Regions from separate parts of the Mus musculus genome. Here region 1 is linked to region 2. The links are chromatin loops, found by intact Hi-C in ENCODE. Cell type or tissue: gastrocnemius. All regions are shown on one strand. Links, peaks and the distances in the headings refer to the core of each region. The heading gives the core; the rest is flanking DNA. Region 1 holds the start of Gm38486 (a long non-coding RNA gene). Region 2 holds the start of 1110059E24Rik (RIKEN cDNA 1110059E24 gene).

Evidence for each region. A loop is a pair of places that touch in the nucleus more often than their neighbours do. Peaks named below come from ENCODE experiments on the same cell type or tissue, not always from the same donor. Only the 100,000 strongest peaks of a DNase experiment are listed, where the experiment ranks them.
Region 1: it touches region 2 in a loop (2.0-fold over the local background); 3 of 42 quality-filtered maps call a loop at or near these places.

Annotation. Positions count from the first base shown.
Region 1 is chr19:21,593,313-21,601,648 of GRCm38, forward strand. 1110059E24Rik (RIKEN cDNA 1110059E24 gene) reads right to left here. Exons shown (of 4, transcript NM_025423.2): 3 at 5,443-5,556; 4 at 4,001-5,022. The coding sequence ends at 4,878. It overlaps Gm38486 (a long non-coding RNA gene), which reads right to left and starts at 2,867. Exons shown (of 3, transcript XR_003952926.1): 1 at 2,100-2,867. In gastrocnemius, for the core only: no CTCF peak of the experiment used is centred there; no DNase peak of the experiment used is centred there.
Region 2 is chr19:21,648,712-21,657,047 of GRCm38, forward strand. It overlaps 1110059E24Rik (RIKEN cDNA 1110059E24 gene), which reads right to left and starts at 4,080. Exons shown (of 4, transcript NM_025423.2): 1 at 3,896-4,080. The coding sequence starts at 3,997. Abhd17b (abhydrolase domain containing 17B) reads left to right here and starts at 4,598. Exons shown (of 4, transcript NM_146096.3): 1 at 4,598-4,882. In gastrocnemius, for the core only: a CTCF peak has its summit at 4,585; DNase peaks (open chromatin) are centred at 3,765, 4,359 and 4,975; H3K4me3 peaks cover 3,901 bases; H3K27ac peaks cover 4,218 bases.

The DNA.
Region 1 (8,336 bases), core at 159-8,158, 56 kb before region 2:
CTGCCTCTTGAATGCTGGGATTGAACATGTGGGTCAGCACTGGCAGGCTGGCTTTTTTGGCTTCTTAAGAGTCCATTCTGTTAAGAACTCACTCAATTCCCTGCAAGGTGGTTCCTTTGTGACTAGATTAGCTTATACTAAGTAAGCCCTCTTCTAAAGAGGGCCTGCCTCTTCAAACCCACAATACTAGGGCCAATGCTTCCAGCATGGATTCCTGGATGTTCATGATATACCTTAATCACCCCAGATAGCAGTCAACTATGATTACTACATGAGAGGTAACAGAAAAACCTGTATAAAATAGGCATGATGGGAATTTATATAGTTATAATCTCAAAGATCAAGCTGGTATTTCTAGAATTATAAATTCACTGTCTGAGATTTACGACTTGTGAAAGGTTTAAAAGTTACATTAAAGACATTAATTTACCACTCTCTACAAGACTCCCAGATGCAAAGAAAGGCAACGAGGAAACTTGCTGAAGTATAGAGGATATAGTCTGATAGATCTCCCAGAATCGGCACATCCCAGAGTCCCGAAAAAGGAATAGAAACACTAATTGCAAAGATATTTGATGGCAGTTCTCTGAGTCTGATAGTAAAGATACCAACAGATTTCAGGGGCTCAGAAAATATTACATAGGCTGGGCAGTGGTGGTGCATGCCTTTAATCCCAGTACTTGGGAGGCAGAGGCAGGCGGATCTCTGAGTTCGAGGCCAAGCTGGTCTACAGAGTGAGTTCCAGGACAGCCAGGGCTACACAGAGAAACCCTGTCTGGAAAAACAAAACAAAACAAACAAACAAAAAACAAAAAAAAAGAAAACATTGGTAAAATCAGTCAAAGGTCTAAACAAAACAGTAAAAGATAAAAATGGTTTTGTTTTATGAGACAGGGGTCTTATGTAGCCCAGAGTGGCCTCAGACTCAGGGTATAGCAGAGGCTGACTCCAGCCCCTCCTGCCTCTACTTCTTTAGCACTGTTACTACAGGAGTGTGCCACTCTACTCAGAGTAGCCTGTGGTCACACGCTGGTTTCATCTCTTAAGGGCTCTAAGGTAACCAGATCTCTCCTCGAAGCATCCTGAACAGACCAACAGCCTTCCTTTCAAGGCTTCCCAGTGGGTTTTCCCTGCCTGGGACATTCTTCTCATGTCTCTTGCCCCTCTTTGCACAAATGAGTCTTTGATTCTCTCTCTCTCTCTCCCTCCCTCCCTCTCTCTCCCCTTTCTTAAATAATTTATGTTTATTTCATGTGCATTCTTCTACCTGCATGTCTATCTGTATGAAGTTCTTGGGTCTCCTGAAACTGGAGTTACAGGCAGCTATGAGCTGCCATATGGGTGCTGGGAATTGAACTTGAACTTGGGTCCTCCAGAAGAGCAGAGTTAGATGGCTCTTAACCCTGAGCCATCTCTCTAGCCCACCAGATGGGCTCTTCAAGGGGTCACTTTAAAAAAATCACTTCTCACTCCTCATCTATTTGAGCACCACACCTCTAGCTCACTGGGCTCCCATTCCTGATCCTCTGACTCCTTAACACTTTGCCCCACAGCAGAGCACACTGCTTACTGGCTCCATTCATTAACAGATCATCACTACAAGGGCAATCTTAGTTAAATGTGTTAATGTATGCAAATGCCTAGGATCTATGAGTACAACTGCTACCATGTGATTAGTAGCAATTTAATCTATGAGGATTCTTTCATGAAGGCAAGCATTCAAATTCACAAGGCTTCACTGCCAATCAATCGTATTTAATATATGAATTTATTCTTGCTACCATAGATGTAAGTGCAATAGAACGGGTGTCACAAAATTGTTTTGGTGTCAGCCGGAATGCTTCTGGCTGCAAATAACTGGATTTCTGGTTGGCAGTAGCTTGTGAAAAGATATTTATGGGCTGGAGAGATGGCTCAGTGGTTAAGAGCACTGACGGGTCTTCTGAAGGTCCTGAGTTCAAATCCCAGCAACCACATGGTGGTTCACAACCATCCGTAATGAGATCTGATGCCCTCTTCTGGTGTGTCTGAAGACAGCTACAGTGTACTTAAATGTAATAATAAATAAATCTTTTAAAAAAGAAAAGATATTTATTTACCTCAAAGGAACTGGGAGGTTGTGAGCCCAAGATTCTCAAGGTTAGCAGCTCAACACCATGGAACTGGGACACCGTCTCTGCAGCTCAATGCATTTCCTCACAATGGCTACAGGTTCAAGTCCTGTCTTCTCACATCACACCTAGGCAGGAAGAGCCAAACTGTTTTCGGTTTCTTGATACTTCTTTCCCAGATTCCCCTCACATGGCTATCTACCTCTAGCTGCAAGAGAGTCTGCAAAGAAGGAAATTCGACTAACAGGTCTGTATCTGGTCAGCATGGAAATGGACGATCCGGATCAGCTAAGAACCCAGAGAGAAACAAAGCAAACAAACAAACAACCCAGGTGTGTAAGCCAGGGGAAGGAAATGCATCACAATGTTCCAGGAAAAGGGATTCCTTAAAAGGGTCTCTGAAGTGTATGATTATAGTTGGAACTTCTGTAATAACCCTGATGTATTCAGCTGCAATGGTTCTGATATTATCTGCTGAATATCAAGGCAGGGCAACTTTCACTATATACTGAGTCATACAATAAGATGCAACATGTTTCATTTCATTTCCATATACTGAACTCCAAGAAAGAATAATCCTGTGCTTTTCCAGTGTAATGTGACTAGCCTGGAGTTCACTATGTAGACCAGGCTAGCCGCAAACCTGAGATCCGCCTGGCTCTGCCTCCCAAAGACAACTATTACAGCATGTGTCACTATGCCTGACTTTAGAAAGAATAATTCTTTTTGTTGTTGTTGTTCTTTTTGGTTTTGGTTTTTCGAGACAAGGTTTGTCTGTGTAGCCCTGGATGCCCTGGAACTCACTCTGTAGACCAGGCTGGCCTCGAACTCAGAAATCCGCCTGCCTCTGCCTCCCGAGTGCTAGAATTAAAGGCGTGTGCCACCATGCCCGGCTCAAGGCAATTCTTATAAAGGACATTTAACTGGAGCTGGCTTACAGGGTCAGAGGTTCAGTCTATTATTGTCAAGGCAATAACATGATAGTGTCCAGGCAGGCATGGTGCAGGCAGAGCTGAGAGTTCTATATCTTCATCTCAAGGCTACTAGTGGAAGCTAGGGTGAGGGTCTTATGCCCACACCCACAGTGACACACCCACTCCAACAAGGCCACACCTCTAATAGTGCCACTCCCTGGGCCAAGCATATACAAACCATGACACTCCCTTTATGTAGGAAGGGCATGCACTAAGCACCTTGTGCAGTGGGTACTCTTTTTACATGACCAGATTACGATACTACTCAGGGCAGGGCACCTCACCAAGAGAGAAAAGAAAAAAAGCCGTTTTACTGTAGTGGTTCGAATGAGAACACAGACATCAGGTATTTGAACCCCTGGTACCCAGTTGGTGGCAATGGTTGGGGAATCTGGACGGTGTGTTTGTTGGAGGAAGTATGTAGCTGGAGGCTGGCTATGGGAGTTTAAAGGATGGCCCTACTTCCAGGTCACTTCCAGCTTCCTGTTCCAGCTGTCGTGCCTGCATGCTGCCATGCCTCACCACCAGGATGGACTCTGACCCCCGGAAGGAGTTAGAAACCCAAATACTCTAAGCTGCTTTGGCCATGGGATTTTACACTCTGGAAACTTGAGATGCAACCATGAGTACGTATGGCTAATGCCAAGGCAGTTACCTGCTTGCTCTCCCACGTGGAGCTCATGTCCATACATGAGTTGGTGCATACTTGTGTGCTCAAAGCCCACACTCGTACTCTTACGAGAGAGATGTCTTACTTTCCTCTGAGCCCCCCTCTCTTAAGTTTAGGCTTTGAGTTTAAGCCTAAACTAAAATATCTTCAATAAAATCTCTACTTCTGGTTCATTTTACATAGGTATTGTGTGGATCAGGAAAATCAGTCTCCAAGTTTTTATAACAACAACAAGACACACAAGTGCAAAACCACAGCTTCCCATTTATTTCAATGGCTCAGCAAATATACACACACATATGTACATGCACATGTGTGTAATATATACATTTGTAGAGATTAAGACACACAGAAAACACAGTAAAACATTGAAATTATGACTCTAGCTAGAGTGTGGAAAAGCCCATCATATCACCTGGCCACTATTCTGTGGCTCTAGGGTTTTAAACCCAAGGACACAGACTTCAATAATCACGTGACACTAACTTACACTGTTTACAGGTGAAAACACTGGCAATAAAGTGATAATTCCGGAGGATGGAATTCTGGGAAGGATAACCTTTCGAGGGAGAACTTCACAGGAGCTTCTGATACTGTAAGTATCTCCACTCCAGTATGAAGGTTGGGTTTTCCTTTCTAGACAGTAACTATACAGTCTACACATTTTTCTAAGTGTATATTTCCAAACTAGGAGAAGGTTAAAAAAATGGAATGAAGCATATAAAAACATTTTTGAAGGAAAATCATTACACATGATTGTACGTGTGTGTAGTGTGTATAAAAATAAGCTGTTTTGCTTTGTGCGATGTAAGGGGGCTCTTGCTAATGAGTCACATACCCGAGGTCAGGTTACAGACATGTACGCTGAGCTAGTCATCTTAGTTTTCCATGGATAGTGCTGATGCAGTCACCAACTCTCAACACTGAATAATTTGACATAATGTTTTTCTAAACAATTTCTATAGGTTTTATACAACATGCCATGGTGTGCCCACACATATTCTGTATATACAGCTTAAGTGTTACTGTGAAAACCTTTAAGATTCTGTTACTCAAATGTTATAAATAACCAATGTTGCTCATGAGCCTCTTCTGACTCCCTCTGCAATTGACTTGGTGTTGTCAGGCCTGAGTGTCTCCATCCTCGCCATCCGAGTCAGACTCAGCGTCTAAGTCCTCATCACTGTCTTCCTTCCGTCCGCAGCGTCTTCTATGGCCAGAACCTTCATTTTCAGTGTTTTCTGGAGCGTCTGGTTCTTTATTAAACCTAAATGGAAGAAAAGGAAGACAAGGTGAAAACGAATTCCCAGGCTTCCTTTATCTAAAAGCGATAAAGCCTTTACAAGTCTACTATTGGAGTCTCCAGAGAGAACAGAGCTCTCCTACGGACTAGCTTAAACCTGGAGTCAGCAGATTCTAACTGCTGTCAGAAGAATGGGCCCAAGGAGTCAGGAAAGAAGCCCTTCAGGGAGGATTGCTGTGAAGTGGGTGATGAATATGAAGCTCGAGGCCAGAGCTGATGTTCTTCAATATTTGTCATTTTATAGTATTATAGAAAATTTAATAAAATTGTGACCCTTCTCCTGCTATGTAGAAAAGTGCTTATATTGAACTGTCAGTGCTGTCTAAGAGAAAGCTCATGGATTAACTACAAGACACAAATTCCAGTGTAAAAGGCAGTACTCACGGAATAACGATCTCTTCTTTCTTTCCACATTTGGCACAAACTTCAAGTTCACAGGCACATGGTCTACACATTATGTGGTAAGAGTCCTTTACTGTCTTTTGTAAACATTTAACACTGAAAGAGGAGGGGGAAATTAGATTCTGATTTTTACTGCTTAAGCTTTAGTTAATAATAAAGTACTCTCATTTCTTAGAAGCCCTTTAAGCAATGCCATTCCAAAGGCCTTCGAAGTACTGTACGTCCTGTACTGTTCAAACATCACACAGCACTAGCACGACTCACTATTTCCCAGTGCCTCTCTCTCTGACAATCTTGTGTTTAACTTTGCAGACTTTCTTCCTAATTCAGCTTTTTTTTTTCCCCTGTAAAGAATCCAAGCTTCATCTCGGTGTAAATGAGGAAGAGAAGTCCTGAGACTGCAGAGGGAGGCAGTGTGGGGCTGGGACTGGGACTTTTCCCCAGTGCTGCTGGTATAAAAGCTTCACGCTCAGCACACTTGGGGAAAGCACAGTGGCCTGCACCTTTATCTTAGCCCTTTCCAGCCACGGGCAGCTGGATCTCTGAGTTCAAGGCCAGCCTGGCCTATAAAGTGACTTCCAGGACAGCCAGGGTTACACAGAGAAACCCCGTCTCAACCCTATACATGCCTCCCCTCCCCCCGAGAAAGAGAAGAGAGAGGGGGTAGGAAGGGGGGAGAGGGAGAGGGCGATATGCCCATCTGCAAACTCTCCTTAAGAGCACATTGGTGCCCTGCTCCATCACTCTCTTCCTCTCCTCCCCTTTCTGACAGGGTCTCTCACTGAACCTGGAGCTAGGCTGGCAGCCAGTAATGATCCTCCTCCTGTCTCTACTCCCACAGAACTGGAGTTAAAGGAACCTATGGGGCAAGTAACCATTTTCTCTAATGTGAAAGCTACGATCAGAGCTGAGGCGCTTGATAGGTCAAATGAGCCAATTCACGCCACATTAGAGTATATTAAAGGCAGGTTTAGCAAGGCCCCAAGGCCCCAGGGGAGATGCCATGGGGAGAGAGGAGGGGAGAAAAAGAGAGAATGGACACTCACAGAGAGTGAAGAGAAGAAGAAAAGAGAGGGGCAGAGGGAGAGAGGGAAAGAGGGAGAGGGAGGAGGGGAGAGAGAAAGAGAGAGAGAGAGAGAGAGAGAGAGAGAGAGAGAGAGAGAGAGAGAGAGATAGATAGATATGTCTGGATTATATAGGAAGGAGTCTCCCGGGAAAGGGCTGCCCAGTCCCTGGGTTGGAAAGTTCAAGGTTGGGGCAGGGTATGCCAGGTAGGGACTGAGGGATGCTGGGAGAACCTGGAGGCCAGGTCTGTTTTGATATATGAAATATGTACCTCAGTCCCTTGCCCTGGGGTTGGAAACAAACAGCGTTGCACTTGCACATCAAGTGCTCTTGGCCACCAAGTCATCTGTCCAGCAGCCCCTGCAGCCCACACATCTCTACATACATATCCTTAACTTACCACCCAATGACCTCACCAGGACAGCTTTACTCAAGAAAAATGAACACTATGCCCATACAAAACACTGAATATTAACAATGGCTCAACTTTAAAGTTGTAAAATGAAGCACCCCCGAGATGTTTTCAGCTGGTCAGTGCATAAAACCCAGCTGCACCCCTTCAGTGGACGCCTCCTCAGCAAGAGGTCACACAATGTGGAATCCCTACATCTGGCATTCGGGAAATGCCATGGACAGGGAAGGAAAGCAGACCAGTGTTTGCCAGCAGTGGGCATAAGGTAGGCCTGATCCTAAGTTGACAAGCAATTCTTGGGTAATTACAATTTCTTATCTTCCATGAGCCGCTGATCTAACAACTTCAGCTAAACCTCAGGCTATACTGCAGCTGTTCACTGCAAGGCTGAGCTTTATTGTTGGTATCAGGACCTCCGAAACCCGTGACATCACATAGGCAGGACCCGCAGACCTGTTGTCAAGGCAACAGCCACTATATTCCCAGAATCCACTTGGCTCACCTCCCACCTTTACCTGTGTTCCACCATCACCCATATATAAAGAAAGGCCCTCTGGTCTCCCTTTCTCTCTTCGCCACCACCTTGCGCGACCTCCCCCCCTCCCCAATAAACCTCTTACACATGGAACTGCTTTGGCCGGGTGTGCTATGTTGGATGCAAGCCACTATTCGAACACATCATTTATTGTACGAAATTATACAAAGGGCCTCAACTGTGGGAAATTAGATTGTAAGCAAAACTTAAGATAATAAAAGCCTTTGACATAGAGCTAAATGAAAAGCTATTAAAACTGTGGTAAACTTGGATTACATTATTCTAAAAGGCTTTACTAAATTATTCTATACTTTAAGACTATATCATTAGGACCACGAGGAATAAGTCCCAATCTATAACATTTTCTTTTTTTTTCTTTTAAGTTTGAGGTCATTTAATTTTTAACTTTAATTTCTTTTTTTTTTTTTTTTTTTTTACATTTTAAATGTTATCCCCTTTCCCAGTCATCCTCCCTGCCAAACCCCCTATCCCATGCCCACTCCCATTAAAGTCTCTCAACTTTAACTTCTTAATGTCCTAAAATAGTTTAGGTCATCTGAGAATTCAAGCAACTAACAAGCATGTTTTCTTTTTGATAAATATTTGTCTCACGCTGAAGACCTCTGGAATCAGTAGATCTTTACTAAATTGCCAATGCAGGGTTAACACTGTATCCGAGGGCGCTATCAGTGTTAAGATCTATATGTAAATCTTGAAAATGGCTCAATTGTTTACAGTCTCAATCCATCTGCTCCAACAAAGGTGACTCTTAAGAATTACACATCAGCATAGCTTGCTAAATGCTCCACGTATTGTTTACATGGCCAAAATCTTGGGAGTGAGCCCCAGGAGTCTGCTAAATTC
Region 2 (8,336 bases), core at 274-8,273:
TGAATTCATGGTATTCTCCTGCTTCAGAAACTCCAAAAAGTGCTTACACTTTGCCCCCATCACAAAGTCAGATTCAGTCCACAGTATTTCTAAAGCAACTTGGTCATAAAATGATGCTGGAGACCTAAAAATACACACTTTGAGAAATGTTAACAAAAATAATGCTGATCACAGATATAAAGCAAACGGCAGTTTCTAGAGAATGGCATATGCTCTTCCTATTTCACATTTCACTTAGTACAGTGTCTCACCCATCAGATCTTAATAGAATGTTCCTTAATCTCCAAACTCCAGACTTCTAGTTAAATACTCTTGGACTTTTCTTTCATAGCTCTTGTAAGCACAGGCACTGACACACTTGAAAGACTATTTGATTAATTTCTGTCACGTCACCCTGCAAATTATAAGCTTCAGTCAAAGTAGTGTGTATACATACATGTACACACACACACATATTTATATATACACAGATATACATACACATACACACCATACACACACATATATGTATATGTATTGCTCTTAGCCCAAATCTCTCACCATGTAGCACCATGTCTGATACAAGACACTAAGGGACAGACGTTTCATTATCTACCCCAAGCTAGCCTTAAACTCACTGTGCTCTTGCCTAGCTTCCAGAGTGCTTGGGTAATAGGCATGTACCGCCACTTCCAGCGTCAGCTCTTTTTATACAGTAAGGAACTGTGAAGAACTCAACTGTTTATTAAATGTAAGTGGTTAAATACGCAACGCTATATTTGTATCATACAATGTTTTAAAATGATTAAAAACCTTGACATTAGCTGAGTGTGGTGGCCCAGGTGATCCCAGCTGCTGGGAGGCTGAGGCAGAACTGCCTTGATTACACAATGGGTTCTAGGCCAGGCTAGTATACAGACTACAAATGTACATAAAACTGTTAACAGTGACTACGCCTGAACTGTAGGCTTGAGAAAAGTAATCTTTATGTTCTATAAACTTGTTACAATGCTTTCAAAAACTATGCATTTCTTATAATTAATTGATCTAATTAATTTTCTTAGGGCCTGAGCAACTTTGAATCCACATAGATGACCACATGATTATGCTTGGCTCACACTTGTATTTCTCTCTCCCTTCATGCTTAGTTGGTTTTTGAGACAGGGTCACTCTCCATATCCCTGGCTGCTCTGGAACTCAGTATCTAGGCTACAAACTGATCCACAATCATGCCATTCACTTAATGAAAAGACAAAAATCTACTCAGTCCGTTGTGTCTGATAATGGTCTCTGAAACTCGCCACTCACCCATTTCTCCATGTCCCCCCATACATCACAGTGCCCTCTAGAAAGGCCGAATGGGTCTAGACAAGCCACTTGTATCTCTCTTTTGTTTTGTTTTTCAAGACAGGCTTACTCTGTGTAACCCTGGCTGTCCTGGAACTCACTCTGTAGACTAGAGTGGCCTTGAACTCAGAGAGTTGCCTGCCTATGCCTCCCAAGTGCTAGGATTAAAGGCACGCGCCACCACCTCCTGGCATGTCTCTATTTCTTAAGATTTTTTTTTAAATGATCCTTACAACCATCTTGACTGGAAAGTTAAGAGCAGAGATAGTAGTAACCCAGAATTGTAGAGTAAAAATGACAGAACAAGTATGGGTGGGGTCTCTCTTCTACTACAGCAGTCACATGAACTTCTGGAGAGATGACCAAAGGTATAAAAAAACAGTTCTCCCTGGGTCCAGTTCAGCGAACCAATGAATTACAATTTCTTACCAAAAAATGGGCTATTTCCAGGAACAAGGACAAATGCTGTATGGCTACCCCACTGAAGAAAATGACTGTATCAACATCCATCCATCAACCATAGATAGCTTACGCATACACTTGAGGGGAGATGATGCCTTTTAAGGTCCTACCTACTCCATGACAGACCATTACTAGGCCCAATCTTATGCAGGTGTCTCACAGGTAATCACAGGTGCCAAGGGTTCAACAGGTCACTAACCATGGCATGACCAGATGACAATGTTCCACACCACCAGTTGTGTTTCATTACATACCATCTCCTCTCCAGAAAGGAAGCGAAGACCACAAAGGCAGGCCTCTTTTCAGTAAGCTCAGAAAGTGGCAGGTTACAGAGTTTGGTATGCACCACTTGACTGTTAGGTAGTCCTCCTATCAAGCTGGAAGGTCCTGCGTATGCTAACCCTGTTGGCCATTGGGAAGACTAGAGCAAGCTTCTTTCCTCTTTCCTCAAAAATATATTCAAATGAGAGAAAAGAACCACTTTATTTACATAAGCATCCTAACAAAACATCTATTGTAGCTAGGCATGGTCAGAAGACTGAGGCAGGAGAATTACTCCAAGTATAGCCTAGTCTACATAGTGAGACCCTGTCTCAAAAGATTAAAACCAGGTAGAGGTGAAGTGGGGAGAGGGGAACGTTCTCTAACTCTCCATTTTTATCTGTCCAGTCTTAAATTTAAAAACTGTCTTTAGAATAGAGAGCTGAGACAACCTGGGGCCCCAGTTTCCTTCCTCTGGGGAAAGGTCTAATTAGTGTATCTCACAATTATATTTAAGTATGGTCTAGTCTTACTTTCAAGGCTCTCCACAGATTTTAAGATGGCTACAGAGCAGTGGGAGGAAATTATACTTTACTATTCCCACTGCTGTTCGGGCCAAATTGTGGATTAATCCATTTTCTTTACCAACTTCTCTCCATAATATTTTTCTAAAATACAGGAAAAGCAGGTTTATGGACGAGTGTCTGCTAATGTGGTCTGAGGGCCCTGCTTAAACTATTTTTTTTTATTCTTCACTGAACTGCCTTTCCCTTTAGCAACTTCTATTGAAATTTGTAATTACAGATCCATCTGCTGACTGACTGTCCATATTACTCAGACAATTACAAGCTCCGTAAAGGCAGAATCAATAGTTTTGAACACTGTCTACCAGGGGTCTAGAACCCTGCACGTGAAAGGTATTTATTAAATATCTGAGAAACAATGAAAGAGAAAGACAGAGTACAAGTTACTATGGATTGCCTTTTTAATGTTTTAAACGTAATCACCTGCTGACCACCTGTTATGTCCCAGACTAGTTACTCTTCTGTTAGCTTCCGAATAATCCTATCAGATTTCTTATCTGAGGCTAAAGGTCACAGAAATTACTAAATTACTTCAAGGAACAAACTTAGGAAATTTGAGCTCTTGTTTCTGTAAATATTAACTTTATCTGATGTAAGCTGGCCTCCAGGACGACTAAAGGCCTTTATCCGCTCCCCATTCAGTTATGGGGAAGGGGATCGCTATTCACAGAATCACTAGTCATACATATCTCAAGTAACAAACAGTCTGAGTTTTCTTCCACTTTACACAGGTCCTGCTAAGTTAATTGTATAGACAGCAAGCAACCATTTTTACACAAGCCAAAACGTTTGCTCCAACACAAAACTGAAATAACATCTTGTTGATAAGGACAGTGACGCTAAGATCGTACTCCCTACAAACTTATGGGTTTGGGAGTTCTCGGAAAAACAGTCGCTGCAAAGAGACACTCGGACGAGTGCCTTCATTTCATTTTCTTATTGCGGGGGCGTGATCCAGGTGGGAGCATCCAAGGCGTCAATCGCCCCATCGGTACCTTAGGTTGGATGAATTTAAGCTGCCCTATCCAGTCTCGGCGCCACTACTGAGATGTGCTGACCATCAGATAGATTCACGGAACAGAGCCAAGCCAAAGAAAGGGCGTGGGAAGAATATTTGAGACACGATTGCACTGCAGCCAAGACTAACTGGGCTGCAGTCCACGCTCGCCAACTCCTCTCCTTTCCTCTCTCTGTCCCCTTTCCTCTCTCTGTCACTTTTTTTTCCCCTGGGATGGCAGTCAGAACAACAGGCAAGGGCCTACCTTGGTCTGAACACTCTTATCAAACTTGTCATTTTTGAAGGTGAACGTATTCTGGTGCTTCTGAGGCCGGGACCGAGTCACGTTGCCTTTCTGGGAACTCATCACCAAAATCTCAAGCACTGTAAATCGGTGCAGCCTTTAAGTTACAGGAAAGAGTAAAGACGTTCCCGCCCCAGATTGAGACTAAGGACAGTGACCCGGAAGAAGTTCTTCTACTCTTTCCGTCCCAGCCCCAGGTCGGCCCACGTGACTCATTAGGGAGGTCACGCTCGGCTCTGCCTTGCCGCACATCCTCGACTACCGGCTTCACGGAAAGCCTTCCTCGGACCCAAGGTGCAAGTCCGGCTTTCTTCGAATCTAGAACTCCCCCATTGGCTCGAACGCGGCTGTCCATCACGGCGGAGGGACGGAGATTCCCCGTTCCTATTGGCTCTTCTTTTCCGCAATCCCCGCCTCCTGCCGAACGCTCCCAACCTGTCTCCCGGCTCCGTAGCGTAGCGACTCCGCTGCGCAGTTTGTGATTGGTGGAAGGTGGGCGAGGCCGGTGCCCTGATCGCCTGCAGCCCGGAGCCCGGGTCAGCTTCGGCGCCCTCCTCCAGTCACTGAGCAGCTCGAACCGGGCCGCTCGCCCCCCCGCCCCCCGCCGCCCTCCCAGCTCCCGCCCGCCGCGGCCGCGCGCTCCGCCGCCTGGCGGCCTTCGGAGGTGCCAAGGAAGGCGGGCTGCGGAGAAGGCAGCACCGGCCCTGCGCTGCGGACGGCGACCACGGCCGCGCGGGACCTCGGGCCGGAGAGCCCCGGCGGCGGCCGCCCCTCGCGGCGGAGCCGTTAGTCAGCAGAACGCGAACGCGCGTGGAGGGGCCCCACGAAGCGCGCCCGGGCACCGCAGCTCTCTTTCGCGTCCTCGCCGGGCCGGGCCGCGGGCGCAGAGTCGGCGGGCGGCGCCCCGCGGAGGACAGCGCGTTGGCGGCCGCGGCCGCCCAGCTGCAGGTGCGTGGGGCTGGGCTGCTGGGCCGTCGGGGGGTCGCCGCTCTGAGCTGGGGACCAGGCCGGGTGGCTTCGGAGCGGAGCTACCGAGCGGAGAGCCGTGCGTCCCGGGCCTCCTCGCCCGCAGGGAGGACCGCAAGATGGGGTCGGGCCGCCGCTCCCCTCCCTGGATCTGGGCCACTTCGGGCCCTCGCTCTCGGCTCGGTGTCCGGGTCCCGCCAGCCTCGATTTTAGATGGAGTCCGCCCGGAGCTTGAGCTGGGTATCCCGCTCCGCTTGTCGCGGGAGCTGCTTTCCATGGCTTGAACTTGTATCATCTCTGATTGAGAACTCAAGGAGGGAGAGGTTGGATTTGAATTGAAAGTTGGAGAGTTCTGTTTGAAATTGTATTTAATATTAAACCAGGAAAGTTGTGTCAAATTATAGTGTGTGGAGGACGTTCGGAGAGTTTAACCTCCCTCCGCTTCTGTTGAAAGAAAGAAAGAAAGAAAGAAAGAAAGAAAGAAAGAAAGAAAGAAAGAAAGAAAGAAAGAAAGAGAGAGAGAGAAAGAAGAAAACGTTCAGAGCCTTAATCTTGGTGATTTTTCTGTCAAAAGCAGGATATTTAGTTTCATCAGTGCTGCTCTGATTTAAGGCAATGTGAAGCAGATTTGGTAAGGATTAGAATAACGGGGCCCCGCGGAAAGGGTGACCTTTAATTTTTTTCTGATAGTTTATGAAAGGTATTCCATTCCTTGTGCAGTATATACTGCTTGATCCCTAGGATTTACATTTTTCAAACCTTCAGCGTATAAAGAGAATTTTGGACATCTTGGGGCAGTACCTAAAACTACTAAGTCTTGAGTAGAATTAATTAGGTGCGGTTTGTGATTGACATATTTGTTTACATTAACGGGGATTTTCAATCAACACTTATTTTAGAGAATGTGTGTCCATATACTTGGCGCATGGATTCAGTTGGGTAATAAATCTACTCGTAGCCAATGCAGTATTTTGAATATCACCATTGTTATCGGTGCCGGTGTCTTACCAATGGAAAACGGAGAAGGCGAAGGTGTTGGAAGTTGAAAATGGATACAATATCTGCTATGCCTTCGTTACTGTTTCAGATCTTGGAGGAAATTAGTAGCGCCTTCACCGTATTTTGACCTCTCTCTCTTCTCCTACTCTAGTATTAATAAGGTTAATTGGCAAGGATAGGATTAGATTTTCAGTAGGCTAGGAAGCTTTAAATTTGTCCCTTGGTGTACAATACACTGGTTAATAAGTGGTTTGTTTACTTGAGTACCATCGCTCATTTTGCATTGTGATAAAACGACAGCTGAAAAAGCAGGCTCTTGCCCACCCCAACGCATAGACTTACCGTAAAGTACTGGGACAAGATAATGTTTTAGTAGCTTAATAAACTCAGTAGTCCACAGTCTATCACTGAATTGATCTACAACCCCAGGCATGCGGTTCTTGGCTGAATCCGTGTCCACATTCATAATCCAGAACTATTAAAATGTGCCACTTGTTGCTCTTGCAGAGGACCTCTGTTCCCTTCGTAGGACCCACATGGTGGTTCATAACCATTGCTAACTCCTGTTCCAGGGCACCTGACACCCTCATTCATCTGATCTCCATGGACACCAGGTCTGGTGCATATAATATGCATGGAGACAAAACATTCATACATATAAAACAAAATCTAAATCTCTCATTTAAAATTGTCCCACCGGCTGAGTTTTTAGAGGTGCTTATTAATTGATAAACGTGTTTGCGTGTGTCAGTATTGGTGTGTAGCAGTGTCCACAAGGAAATTTAGGTTTCCTGACTTTGTTGGTTTATTTCACTGCCACTCTAAAGTGATTTCTCTTGTAAGTCTCAAAATAATGTCTCCCTTTCCTACCCTGTTAGGAATCCTTCACTACTTGGCCTTGTCTACCCCAGCCTTGTGTGTGTGTGTGGGGGGGGGGGGGGGTTGGCTTTCTGGCTTTTACATATTAAGTAAATAAAAACAAGAGAAATTAATTACTTAAATAGCCTTAAGTTAGACAGTAAGAACTGAGACTTGAACCCACATCTTTTGACTTGTCTTCAATTCTTGGTGTTGAAGTAGTCTTCTGTGCCTTGTCTATACTCAGTTTTGCTTTAGTCCCTGTAAAATGGCAGTGTAGCTGTTTAATTTTGGTGACATAAAATTTCATGAGGATTCATGTACCTTTCACCTAGTGAAAGAAATACAACTGCAAATCAAAAGGATATTTTCCCTATGTCTTGTAAATTCTCCCACATGCTACTCTCTTTCTCCCACACCAACTGTTAACCTTAAATTGCCAGACTCCTTGCTGTCAGTGTTCGTATAAGCAGCATCTAGATACCTGAACACGTGTGTGCATGTTTGTGTGTGTGCACGCGTGCGCGTGTATTTTTGATGGTCTTACATTTATTTGAGCACGATGTATGAATCTTTCTGTAGCTTGTTTTCTCAGTCTGGCCAAGATTCATCCATATTCTTCCTGTATTTCTGTTTTGTTTTTTACTGCCCTGTCTACATACAAATGTTCTATGACCAACTCTGCAACAACAGTCTCAAAATTACCTTGCTTAATGGTGTCCTTGGAGTCTTCCTGTAAGTATATTCTGGCATTTGCATAAGACTATTGTCTGACAATAGGGTTCTGAAAATGTCTCACTGTCTTGGTTTTTTAAGACAGGGAGAGACCCTCGGTAGCCCAAGCTGACCTTAAACTTGAGGTTCTCAACCTCACTACCAACATGTCTTCTCATAGTTAAATGTGTATGCAAAATATCACCAGTTGTTGGTTCTTGATCCTATATTCTCCTCTCTAATTTTTTTTTTTTTTTTTTTTGGTTTTTCGAGACAGGGTTTCTCTGTGTAGCTCTGGCTGTCCAGGAACTCACACTCACTCTGTAGACCAGGCTGTCCTCGAACTCAGAAATCCACCTGCCTCTGCCTCCCAAGTGCTGGGATTAAAGGCGTGCGCCACCACATCTGGCCTTATATCCTCCTTTTATAAAACACTTGAACAGGGTTTTTTTAGTGCTTTAGTAAAAACCAAAATTATTTCGCAGCTCAGTACTTGAGCTGCTACACTCAGACTTTGCTCCTGTGTGATGCTATGTATCGATAGCACCAGAAGCAGCTGGTAGTTTGTTAGGCCTGCGGTGCCTCGGGCCCTACCCTACAAGGTTAACGGCACTGCAGGATTTGTGTCCACACTTAATTCTCAGTATTGCTAGAGTCAGGAGCTCTGCACCAGTGGGTGCATCATTGTCAGCACAGTTGCCACCACTGTCCATTCCGATTGTCCTACTGAATTGCTTTCAGACACCAAAAAGAGCACTGTGACAGACAAATGACTTTCTAAAATAACAAACTTACTCCTTAAAGTTTGCGCAAGACAGCATGCACTCTTCCTTTTTCACACTAGATAAATAATTTAATGTCATCA